Linked DNA regions of Homo sapiens: region 1 is linked to region 2. The links are chromatin contacts, found by Hi-C or POLR2A ChIA-PET in ENCODE. All regions are on one chromosome and are shown on one strand. The core of a region is the stretch at or near the end of the contact, and the rest is flanking DNA. Distances in the headings are between cores, read along the strand shown.

The links. Hi-C counts contacts between places; a loop is a spot of excess contacts on that map. ChIA-PET counts read pairs that join two places held with the same protein, here RNA polymerase II (POLR2A). Pooled maps may share reads with other maps.
Region 1: a loop to region 2 is called in a map of B cell, with 9 times the contacts of the local background. The contact joins the promoter of NAA80 here to the promoter of SCAP in region 2. A Hi-C loop is called at or near these places in 1 of 168 maps with a recorded cell type or tissue (B cell) and 4 of 50 pooled maps. POLR2A ChIA-PET finds 5 or more read pairs at or near these places in 1 of 52 experiments (activated B cell).

What each region holds. Positions count from the first base shown.
Region 1 is chr3:50,296,181-50,301,884 of GRCh38, forward strand. It overlaps NAA80 (N-alpha-acetyltransferase 80, NatH catalytic subunit), which reads right to left and starts at 3,225. Exons shown (of 2, transcript NM_001200016.2): 1 at 3,033-3,225; 2 at 222-1,492. The coding sequence starts at 1,283. The coding sequence ends at 423. HYAL3 (hyaluronidase 3) reads right to left here and starts at 3,225. Exons shown (of 4, transcript NM_003549.4): 1 at 3,033-3,225. HYAL1 (hyaluronidase 1) reads right to left here. Exons shown (of 4, transcript NM_033159.4): 3 at 4,808-4,897; 4 at 3,713-4,620. The coding sequence ends at 4,303. RefSeq lists an enhancer at 2,819-2,958.
Region 2 is chr3:47,472,684-47,478,966 of GRCh38, forward strand. SCAP (SREBF chaperone) reads right to left here and starts at 3,258. Exons shown (of 23, transcript NM_012235.4): 1 at 3,116-3,258. It overlaps LOC105377073 (a long non-coding RNA gene), which reads left to right and starts at 3,262. Exons shown (of 3, transcript XR_940821.3): 1 at 3,262-3,681; 2 at 3,959-4,019. RefSeq lists a silencer at 2,806-3,345.

The DNA of each region.
Region 1 (5,704 bases), core at 1,975-4,474, 2.8 Mb after region 2:
TTGACACACAGTAGGTGCTCAGTGAATGGTAATGAGTGAATGGGGAAGAAAACAGCCACCCTGTCTCCTGAGCCAGGTGGGGGGTAAAGGCAAAGGACAGGCATCCTCCCATCAATGGCCTCAGGGCCAAGGTGGATCTGGAGACTTCTGCAGGGATAAGGGACCTGCAGAAGAGGTGAGAGGTGAGGGTAGGGGGATCAACAAATAAACTGTCACAGCCATACCCAAGAGAGCCTTTATTCAGCCACACTGACGGCTCTGAGCCAGAGCCACCTCCTGGCCCCACTGGTACCCAGGAAACATGCCCAGGTTAAAGCTGCCCCCCAGGGGCTAGGGGCTGAGGTATGGTCAGTGGGCTGAGGCTTGTAGACTGTCGGGGCAGTCTATTGAACCAGAAAGACAGTTCCTTGCCCTGGATGGCCTCAGATGTCTTTTTCCATCCAGAATATGGGGCGCCCCCTCACATTTTGATATTGTGTCTCCAGCAGGCTTTTTGAAGGGGGCCCTGATGGAACTGGGGGTGAGATGGTCAGGCACTCAGGTAGGGGAGGGGGTGGTGGCAATGGAGGTCCCTTGGGACCCCTTGGGGCAGCTTGGGCAGTCAGGTTTGGGGCCTTCCTGGGTGGCCGGGGAGAGGGGGCTGTGGGGAAGGCATTAAGCAGGGTGGCAGGCAGCCGTCTGCTGGTGAAGACCAGGCCCTGCACAGGCTCACCCAGCTGGTAGCCCAGGTGGGTATAGAAGTGCACCTGGTCATGGGTGGTGAGATGCAGCTTGCGGAAGCCCCGGGCCCGAGCAAAGACCTCCAGGCCCTCCATGAGGCGGCGGCCAAAGCCACGGCCCCTCAGGGCCCGGGCCACCACCACTGTCTCCACTAAGAGGCTCTGGGGCTGGTTCAGCACCCGTGACAGGCGGGCATGGCCCACCACAACGGGTGCTGCTTCAAGTGTGGGGTGGGGGCTTAGCAGCATCAGGCAGAGGGGGAAGGCATCTGAGGACTGGCCCAGGGAGTGCAGGCGGGAGGTGCGGCTGCGGGGCCACTGATCATTGATGAGGTCAGCACAAGCATCCAGGAGCTCGGGTCGGCGGTGCACAGGCTCCAGGGTCAACTCAGCCAGGCTAGGAGCTGGGGTCTCCTCTGGCTGGTGTTCAGGATCCAGGGTAAGCTCAGTTGGACCAGGATTGAAGGTCATCTCTGGTTGGCATGTGGAATCCAGGGGCAGCTTTGGCTGGCACGCAGGATCCAGAGTCAGCTCAGCTGGGCTGGTACTCAGGATCAGCTCCATCCGGTGTGTAGGGTCTAGTGTAGGGGTCAGCTTGGCTGGGCCAGGGCTCAGAGTCAGCTCTTGCCTATGCACAGGATCCAGGTTCAGCTGAGTCAGGCTGGGAGCCAAGGTCACCTGCTGCTAGGTTGCAGGTGGCTCAGTGCCAGGCTGGAGGTTAAGACCCCAGTCTCCAGGCAGTAGCATCTCTTCAGACCACAGTGGCTCTCCTCCTGTAGATAACAGCCATGCTGGGCTGTGCCAGGAGGGAGGGTGGGGTTGGAGCAGGGAAGGGCTGACAGAGTGCAGGGGGGACCATGCATACTGGAACTGGGGAGTGGTGGGCTGCACTTTGTCCCACACTCACCTGATAGCACAGGTGACCTGGAAGAGACCCATCCCCTATAGAGCAGGGCAGATAGATCCAGGTGTCTACCCCACATTGGAGGGAGGCTGGGAGTGATGGATGAGCTGCTTAAGGCTGGGGCAGAACCTAGGAGTCCTGGCCCCAGCCTGCTCTGGCTACAAATTTGTCCTCCTCAGGACCTCCCCTCACAGGGGGTCTGTAACCACCAGGTCTATAAAACAGCCGACCCAATCTACTTGCTGGCCTTCTGTCTTCCAGTAGTCCTCCTAGTCCACCACTAGGGCATGGGATAGAAGATGCAAAGCAGACACTATACCCCCTGCTCAAACCTACCCAAGGTTCCCTCCATAGGAAAAACTGCCCGGGAGTCTTCCTGTCCCTTTCTTCTCCCTATGTTCCGAGTCTCCTCCAGCTCCCAGCCTTTTCAACTACCTGGGCTATGCCCACTGCCTTAGTGGATCCTGGGGCCCCACTCATGCACCCATCAGGCTGAGCTTTGGCCTGTCTTGACTGCCTTCCCCACCTGGAGCCCATGGCCCCCTTCCCAACTCTGCCCATCTCAGGACACTTTGGATATAGACCCAACTGTCTCCTCAGATGGGGCCCCAGCAGCACCAGCACTGGGCCTGGCCCACAGTCACACAGCAGTATTGCCTCTGCAGGCTTGGTTCCCCACTGGCTTGAGTTTCGCAGGCACCCTAGATAAGGACCACAGCTTCCTTCCTATATCCACAGGGTGTCCAACGGTCACCAGGTTGGGGGCCCAGACCTCCTGTGCCCAAACCCTACTGTTTTCCCATCTTAACCAAGGTCCTGCCGTCCGGCAGGTCTATGCTGGGGGTTTTCTAGTCGTGGGCGGGCAGCTGAGCCCCCTCCTTCTACTCACCTGCTCCAGAGGGGGCCTCCTGGCTCCCCTTACCTCTCCTGAGCTTGAGGCCAATTAAACACTGGTCAGTAACAGGCACCCCCCTCCCCTCACCTCCCACACCATTCACAGGGCTGTAAGCCCCTCACCTGCATCAGCCACCTCTGCAGCAGCCGCACCCTTTGGTCTAGAGGGAGGAAGCCCCAGGATCCGCCCCTAGGGCTGAGCCCGGGGCTTCCCCGCGGCCTTAACCCCTTCAGTGCCGACCCCACCCACTGTGGGCGGGGCTCCGGGGTCCTCAGAGAGTGGCTTCTCCGTCTCTCCCGGGCCTCGGTTTCCCCCTCCCTCCTAGTGGGTCACAGGCTGTGGAGCTTTTGGGAATGAGGACTTCGAGAGCTCGACTCTGTGGGCAGGTGTGGCTCGGCATGGTCTGGAAACGAACGACTGACGCGGGGAGGGCGTGCAGGGTGGCATGGCCACTTGGGGACCGCACGCGCGGGGTGGACCTACAGGCAGCAAATGGGAAGGGTGCGGTACTGACATGTTGATGCTGGCCTCTGGGATGTTCCGCGTCCTAGCTCCGCACAGCTGGGTATCTCACTCAGTCGCCACCTCGGACTCCTCGGTCCGACAACGTTGGCCCCCAGCGGTGCGGCGGATGTTCTGCAGCCGTCGCGTCCTGCGGCACGCCACGGCGTTCTAAGGCCTCCCAGCACCCGCGCGTCGCCGCTTAGAACCCGCCCCTGGTTTGCGCGTCACAACACCCGCCAGGCGCCGACTCAGTCTCTACCCTGGCTCCGCCCCTGCTGAGCCCCACCCCATCTCCATTTGAGTCCGCCTCCTCCCCACCCGGCCCCATACAGGCCCCTCCTCCTTCTCCTTGCGTCACAGCTTAGGTCCCGCCTCGATTTGGCTTCTTCCAGGCCCTGCCCCAGCCCAGCACGTCACTTCAGCCAGGCGCAGGCCCCGCCTCCAGCTGGCTCTGCCTCCGCCAGCCCCGCCCCAGGCTCTGACAAGTCTAGCTTCGGTTCCCGCCGGCCTCCTGCCCCAGGACAGCTTGGAAACGGTCCGATCAGGTGGGGCTTCCTCTTGAAATTTGGGCCCCACCCTGGGAAGCAGCCGCCCTTAGACTGACGTCAGATCTGGTGAGAGTGACAAGCCTTTCCTGTGCCCTTTGGATACCGGGGCCTGGACATTTTAGGCGCTCAGTAAACAGCTAAGTAAATCATGACTGCTTTATTTGCTGGACTGGTGCCTCTCAGCAGATTCAGGGGTCGTGCAGGGCTGGTTACCACAAACTCAGTAGGAGTGCAAGGGCTGTACCCCCGGAGCTAGACAGCCTGGGTTTGAATCTCAACTTCTCCCTTTTCTTGCTGTGCAACCTTGGGCAACGTGCTTACTCTCAATGTGAGTGACTCAGTTTCCTCATAGCCTCATTGTGAGGAATGAATAAGTCCACATAAAACGCTTAGCACGGGGATTGGCAAAGAGTAGGCACTCAGTGAATGTCAGCCTTTGTGATTGCTGCAGTTCAAAGACTGGCTCAGTGTCTCTGGAGGAATTGTCTATGACCTTGCCAAGTAGATGCATATGGACATGGAATGAATGGTGTCTGCTGTGGTTCTAACTCCTTATGCCACTATTCCAGTCTGTAAGTATGCATGTGTGTGCAGGGAATATGCCTGTGACAGTGGCTGAGTGTACTCTTTACTGTGACCATGACTTGTATGACTGTGCATGTATTTGAGGAAGCCCTGGCCAGACCCAGAGTGCATTAGGTTCTCAATATGTGCAACTCAGTGTGTGGCCAATCACCACATGCTCTTCCGCTCACACCACGGTGCCTGCCAGCCAGGGTAGCATCGACATTTGAACTCCACAGCCATCTGTGCCTGATCTTCAAGTGAGAGGGCACCCCGCAGGCTCAGGGGCCCACCACCAGGCGTGAGCTGGATGGAGAAACTGGCAGGGTTAAGGAGGAGGAGGGCTTTGGGGTGGCTGGTGCGGCGGACACAGCGGCCATGGCCGGAGCACAGGGCTTGACTGCAGAGAAGGGCCCCACTGGTCACGTTCAGGATGAAGGGCCCCAGTGTAGTGTCCATATACTCCTTGATGGCCTGACATGATTCCTAGGTGGGAAGGGAGGATAGCGTCAGGGACACCATGGCCATGTATGGACCCACCCAGGGCACTGAGGCACTCACCTGCTGGTCAGCCAGGACTTTGCAGGTAGAAAGGGTAAGTCAGGGTCTACCCCGTCAGCTTAATGGCCCCACCCCTCCCCCACCCCCACCCTCATGCCAGGCCTAAGCTCACCTTGGTTCTTGTATTTTCCCAGCTCACCCAGAGCACCACTCCAGCTGCCCCCTGGGCCGCACTCTCCCCCAGGCTGTGCTCCAGCTCATCCTGGGAAGGAGACAGCACAGCTCTGTGGGGCCTCCTTCCCACCATGTGGCAGACTGCTGGAACACCATTAGATGGGACAAATAATTCATAACCTTCACCTGGGGCTGCTCTGGCCATGGGACCAGAGGCAAACTGCTTCCTCCTCTAGCCTATGAATTCCATGCAGACAGGGACTACATCATTCCAATAAATGTTGAATTGCCTGTGCCTGGCACAGAACTTGGCACCAAGTGCACACTCAATGGATGTGCCCATGCGCCAGGCGCGGTGGCTCATACCTGTAATCCCAGCACTTTGGGAGGCTGAGGTGGGAGGATCACCTGAAGTCAGGAGTTCGAGACCAGCCTGGCCAACATGGTGAAACCCCATTTCTACTAAAAATACAAAAATTAGCCAGACATGTTGATGGCATGCCTGTAATCCCAACTACTTGGGAGGCTGAGGCAGGAGAATCACTTGAATCCGGAAGGTGGAGGGTGCAGGAGCTGAGATCTTGCCCCTGCACTCCAGCCTGGGTGACAGAGCAAGACTCCGTCTCAAAAAAAAAAAAAAAAAAAGGATGAATGAATGGATGAAAATGTCCCAAGGTTGGGGGCCGGGCGCGGTGGCTCACGCCTGTAATCCCAGCACTTTGGGAGGCCGAGGCGGATGGATCACGAGGTCAGGAGATTGAGACCATCCTGGCTAACACAGTGAAACCCTGACTCTACTAAAAAATACAAAAAATTAGCTGGGTGTGGTGGCGGGCGCCTGTATCCCAGCTACTCGGAGGCTGAGGCAGGAGAATGGCATGAACCCGGGAGGCAG
Region 2 (6,283 bases), core at 2,008-4,507:
TCTTGCTGAGTTCCACCATCCCCACACTAGAGTCAGTGACGCTGGCTTCCTCCCACCACCCCTACCACCTTCTTCCACTACCCTTACCTGCCAATGAGCAACAGAAAAGACTGTGGGCTGCGTGCAGTGGCTCACGCCTGTAATCCCAGCACTTTGGGAGGCCGAGGCGGGCGGATCACCTGAGATCGGGAGTCTGAGACCAGCCTGACCAATAGGGAGAAACCTCGCCTCTACTAAAAATACAAAATTAGCCAGGCGTGGTAGTGCATGCCTGTAATCCCAGCTACTCAGGAGGCTGAGGCAGGAGAATCGCTTGAACCTGGGAGGCGGAGGTTGCAGTGAGCTGAGATCACGCCATTGCACTCCAGCCTGGGCAAGAAGAGCGAAACTCCATCTCAAAAAAAAAAAAAAAAAAACAGACTGTGGAAGCAGGTACAAGAACAGCATAAAAGGATGGACTCTTTTGTCAGCCAAATCTCAGTTTGCACACAACACACTCCGTCTCAAATTCGCTAGGTGACCCAGGGCCAGTCAAATAACTTTTCTAAAACTCTCCGTAAAGGGGGTGATAACAGTGTTATCTCACCTGGTTATTATGAAAACTAAGTGAGATAAGCTAATATTACAGTACCTAGGACACTGCCTAAACAGCACAAGTGCTCGATATCACCCAGAATTATTACTCTGAGTGGCAAAAGACGACACCTGAACCTTGTTTCTTTAGCCAACTCAGTAAGGTAGCAAGTTCTAACGGAAGGAGCTCAGGTGGCAGAGGTGTGGCAGACCTGGTTTGAAGGATGATCCACCCTTGACAAGCTGGGTGACCTTGTAAGAACCCAGCTTCTCTATGAGGAGTCCTCTCATCTGTTCAACGGGGGTGATGACACAAACTGTATATGAAGTACCTGTCAGAGCCGGTAAAACACTGGCAACCACCAATGGTGAGAGTAAGCAAACAGCACATGAACCTGTCATTCCAGGATCCCTGAGGCACATTCACATGCATGGCTAGATTCTGAGAGAGAAAACATCCCTAAAGTCTACCACCAAATGTTAATATACATACCTGCAGTGAAGCCCACAGGCACACTTTTTCTTTCCTTTTTTAGTTTATTTAATTCCTGAATCGCATATGCCTCCATTTTTCTAGTAATAAACTTGTAGTAAACTTTTTACCCACCTAATGACAGTGACTGAGGGAACGGGGGAAGGGCCCCAAACCAGTGATTATAAAGTCCACGGAGATCTCTAGAGAGGGGGCGTTTTTGCCGCAACAGCAAAAGAAAAGAGAGAGCATTCAAGCCAGGCGCGGTGGCTCACGCCTGTAATCCCAGCACTTTGGGAGGCCGAAGCGGACGGATCATGAGGTCAGGAGATAGAGACGATCCTGGCTAACACGGTGAAACCCCGTCTCTACTAAAAATACAAAAAAGTAGCCGGGCATGGTGGCGGGCGCCTGTAGTCCCAGCTACTTGGGAGGCTGAGGCAGGAGAATCGCTTGAACCCGGCAGGCGGAGGGTGCAGTGAGCCGAGATGGCGCCACTGCACTCCAGCCTGGGCGACAGAGCGAGACTCCATCTCAAAAAAAAAAAGAAAGAAAGAAAAGAGAGAGCATTCAAACATCAGATCAGTTCATAATAAATTTAAAAAGCCTAATTCTTTCCATTTCAATTTATGACCAAAAGAATAAATATGGAAATATATTTATACAGTGTTAAATATATTTATATAGTGTTTTTTACATCATGTGCTCAGTGGGAATACTGCAAATGTGTAAAACACCTAAAATGTAAACTATATTAACACACATTTTAAAAGATACAGGTCTTGGCCGGGCACGGTGGTTCACGCCTGTAATACCAACACTTTGGGAGGCCAAGGCTTGTATAATGCTTGAGCCCAGGAGTTAAAGACCAGCCTGGGCAACACAGCAAGACCCCCATCTCTACAAAAAAATACAAAAATTAGCCGGGCGTGGTGGCACACACCTGCTGTCCCAGCTACTGGGGAGGCTGAGGTGGGAGGATCACCTGAGCCCAGGAAATCAAGGCTGCAGTGAGCCGAGATCGCGCCACTGCACTCCAGCCTGGGAGACAGAGTGAGACCCTGTCTCCAAACAAACAAACAAAAAACAAGTCTTTAGGCATCACTGAGGAACACCTAAAATGGATACAGCACTAACTAGACACCCTCGACCCTGACTCCCTAATAAAAGCGTCAGTCTTTTGCTCAATATCCTGACCTGACAGCAAACCAATAAAGACACGGCATAACCAAACTCCACAAATTTTTGGCCAAATAAAAGAAACACACGCAACGCTAACATTAAACCTTTTCTATGGCCGCTTCACGATAAGTATTACAAAATCCCCAGAAAGAGTTTATTCACCTAGCTCCGACTGTCGCCATACAAGGTGGAGCAGTGAGTGACCCGAACCAGGGGCTGACCCCTGCCAGAGCCCCCACAGCGACTCACTGCCCCCCCCTCCGCATTCCCATCTGCACAACTTTCTGTGATTCAAACAGTCCGGAGCCAGGGCTCCCTGCAACTAACGCTATCGTGACATTATAAGCCGGTTAAATACTGAGGTCATAAACCCACTCAGAAGTAAACAGAAGCAACATTAGTGAGCAAAGTTGAGGTTTAAGCAATACGGAAAACTAGAAACCAAGCAAAACCAGCAAAGCAACTAGCGTTGTCTCTCAATAAGATCTTCCAAAAGAGGCAAAGTGGAGAACCTGCTCTCCCCCGCACTCCGGAAAACCCAAACAGCACCAAAGCAGGTTCTACAACAGCTTCCCGGAGCAACTAGGCCAGGGGATGCGACGCCGCGCATCTCCCCCCGTCACACCAGGGGCCCGCGGAGGTCTGGTGGGGACGCGGAGCTCCAGGGGCCGGCCGGTGCAGGGACACGGCCGGGTTGGGGGTGGGGACGCGCGGCCCTGCCTCCTTGCCGGCCTGCGGTCTCCAGGGCCGGCCCGCACGGCTGCTGGACAGCGCCATGCCCACGCACCCCCGAACCTAGCGGCCCCCATTCCGGAACTCCCAGCTCCACGCGGCTGGGGTCGAGCTGGGGCCCGCGGGCAGGCGCCCTGAGCACCCGCGTGACGGTACCTGTGGTGGCAGCACCTCCCAAGCTGCGGCGGCGGCGGCGGCGGCGACGGGGGCGGCAGCAGGGGCGGAGCGCGGCGTGCGCGCTCTCGGCCCGCAGTCCGGTGCGTGGCGCCCTCCCTCTCTCTCCTGGCCGCCGGGTGCCCGCCCCTTCACCTCTCACCTCCTACCTTTACCCTCCCGCCCCGCCGCCCTCCGCACGTGCGCCCAGCGGCGTGCGCATGCGTAGTCGAACCACATTCGCGTCTCCCGTTCGCCCTCTGGTGGACACCGGAGGGAAGTATGGACGGCCGGGCCGGGCCGGGCCGGGCGGAGCGTGAAGCCGGGTTAGGGCCCGCCGGGTTTGGGCCCACCGGCTCTCATCGGTCATCAAGAACTTGCAGAAAGCCGGGCACGGTGGCTCGCGGTTGTAATCCCAACACTGTGGGAGTCCAAGGCGCGAAGATCGCTTGAGCCGAGGAGTTAGAGACCAACTTGGGCAACGTAGGAGACCTCCGTCTCCACAAGTAAAATTAATTAGCCGGCTGTGGTGGCGCGCACCTGTGGTCCCAGCTACTCAGGAGGCTGAGGTAGGAGGATCACCTGAGCCCGGGAGGTCGAGGCCACAGTGAGACAAAAAACAAAAAACCCACCCTGCACAAGATGCTCATGTTCCCTGTTTTATAATGGCAAAAAATTAGAAGCAGCTGGGCCGAGATACACTGCAAATGCAGATGAGAAGAATAAATAATGTCCATAAAACTAGTTTCCCTATAGACATTTAAAAGCATAAGTTGACATTTAACCATTTTCCACAGGGAACAGGTATTTGTTATAATAGCAACAGCTACGTTCACTGTTTACTAGGTGTCAGTTGCGGAGCTGGTATTGTACATGTCCTCGCATTTGGCCCTCCTGAAAATCCGAGGTAGGTCTTGTTACAGGGCCTCACAGAAGGGGAAGGGGAGGCTGCCTCCCCTCGAGGGAAACACAGGTCCCCACCTGCCCAGCTCTGGCCCAACTAGAGACGCTGCCCGGACCACTCTGGGGGGACTTTGATCATGCTACTGCATGCCCTTGCTGTACCCAGGTCTTGTGTCAGAGGTAAGCCTCCCCTCAGCCCCTGCCTACTGCCCGAGACACCCGCACCCACCCCAGGGCTACCTGGATAAGGCAGGCCCTGTACCTGCCCTCAAAGGCACCAGCAAACTTCTCTGGGAGTTCCAGAAAGTGCAGATCTAGTCACCAATGCAAGGCAGAAATTAGAGGTGGCCCTTCTGACCGCACCAGCCCCCGACCCACTACACATTCTTCAGATACCTCCTCCTAAAACCCAGTTCCCACCGGACTCTGGCCTCCCTCCTTGCCCACCACACTATTGTCACAATGAAAGTAACAATGGGGACAGTGGGCCTTGGCCCAAAGTGACTTTCAGGGTTATGACATTTTCAGCATTGTCTTTTGGCTTAATATGGGAATTTTGATCCTATAAAGAAAGTATTCGCTGGGCGCGGTGGCTCACGCCTGTAATCCCAGCACTTTGGGAGGCCAACACGGGCAGATCATGAGGTCAGGAGATCGAAACCATCCTGGCTAACACGGTGGAACCCCATCTCTACTAAAAATACAAAACAAACAAAAAAAAAATTAGCCGGGCGTGGTGGCAGGTGCCTGTAGTCCCAGCTACTCGGGAGGCTGAAGCAGGAGAATGGCATGAACCCGGGGGGCAGAGCTTGCAGTGAGCCGAGATCATGCCACTGCACTCCAGCTTGGGCGACAGAGCGAGACTCCGTCTCAAAAAAAAAAAGAAAAAAAAAAAGAAAGAAAGAATTTTTTAGGTTATTTTTATTTTTACATTTGAGGTCTCACTCCTTTACCCAGGCTGGAGTGCAGTGGTGTGGTCATAGCTCACTGCAGCCTCAACCTCCTGGGCTCAAGTGATCCTCCCAAGAAGGTAGGACTACAGATGAGCGCCACCATGCCATTTTTGTTTTTGTTATTTTTATCAAGATGGGGTCTTTTGCTGTGTTGCCCAGGCTGGTCTCAAACTCCTGGGCTCAAGCAGCCTTCCCATGTTGGCCTCCCAAACTGCTAGGATTACAGGCATGAGCCACCGTGCCCATCCTGTTTGTTGTATTAAATGAGAGAGAAGCAACAATAGAGAGCATTCAGGGGAACTTACCTACACCCCTTACCTATCCTGACATCACTCTCTCCAGGTCTGATCCCTTGAAATACCATCATTTGTCCCCTCAGAAACCTTGGGCATGAAGGAGTCCTCCTGAGCCCTGGGCCCACTGTACCAAAGTCTTCTCTCCAGAGAGGGTCAGGAGCCTGTCTTTTAACCACCTCCATGGCAGGACTTAGCCAGACTGCCTTGGGAACTGCTGTCATTCTCCTCACTCACCACCTCTTCCCACCCAACCACTCCATCAAAGCTGTGTTTGCAGAGGACTGACCCTCAGTGAAGTCTGGACACTCCCCCACAAAAAATAAGAGGCTCCAAAACTGACAAGCACCTAGCTAAGTACCTTTGTGCCTTGAAGCATGGCAAACAATCCTCCACTGCCCTAAGAGAACCCACTGAGAATCCTGTGGAGCCTCTGGGGAAGCTGGGGTTTATGGGGCCCTGGTAAATCTGCTACAGAATGCCCCCCATGGAATATAATGAAGTGGACATGATTTTTGGGCTTCTCCCACAACATTTTTTTTTTTTGAGACACAGTCTCATTCTGTTGTCCAGGCTGGAGTGCAGTGGTGAGGTGTTGGCTCACAGCAACCTCCCCCTCCCAGGTTCAAGTGATTCTCCCACCTCAGCCTCCTGAGTAGCTGGGATTATAGGTGTGCGCCACCATGCCTGGCTAATTTTTTTTTGCATTTTTAGTAGAGACAGAGTTTCGCCATGTTGGCCAGGCTGTCTCAAACTCCTGATCTCAGGTGGGATCCACCCGCCTCAGCCTCTCAAAGTGCTGGGATTACGGGCGTGAGCCACCTCACCTGGCCCTTTTTTTTTTTTTTTTGAGACCAAGTCTCTGTCACCCAGGCTGGAGCACAGTGGCACAATCTTGGCTCACTGCAACCTCCACCTCTCAGGTTCCAGCGATTCCCGTGCCTCAACCTCTTGAGTAGCTGGGACTACAGGCTTGCGCCATCGCGCCAGGTTTATTTTTGTATTTTTAGTAGAGACGAGGT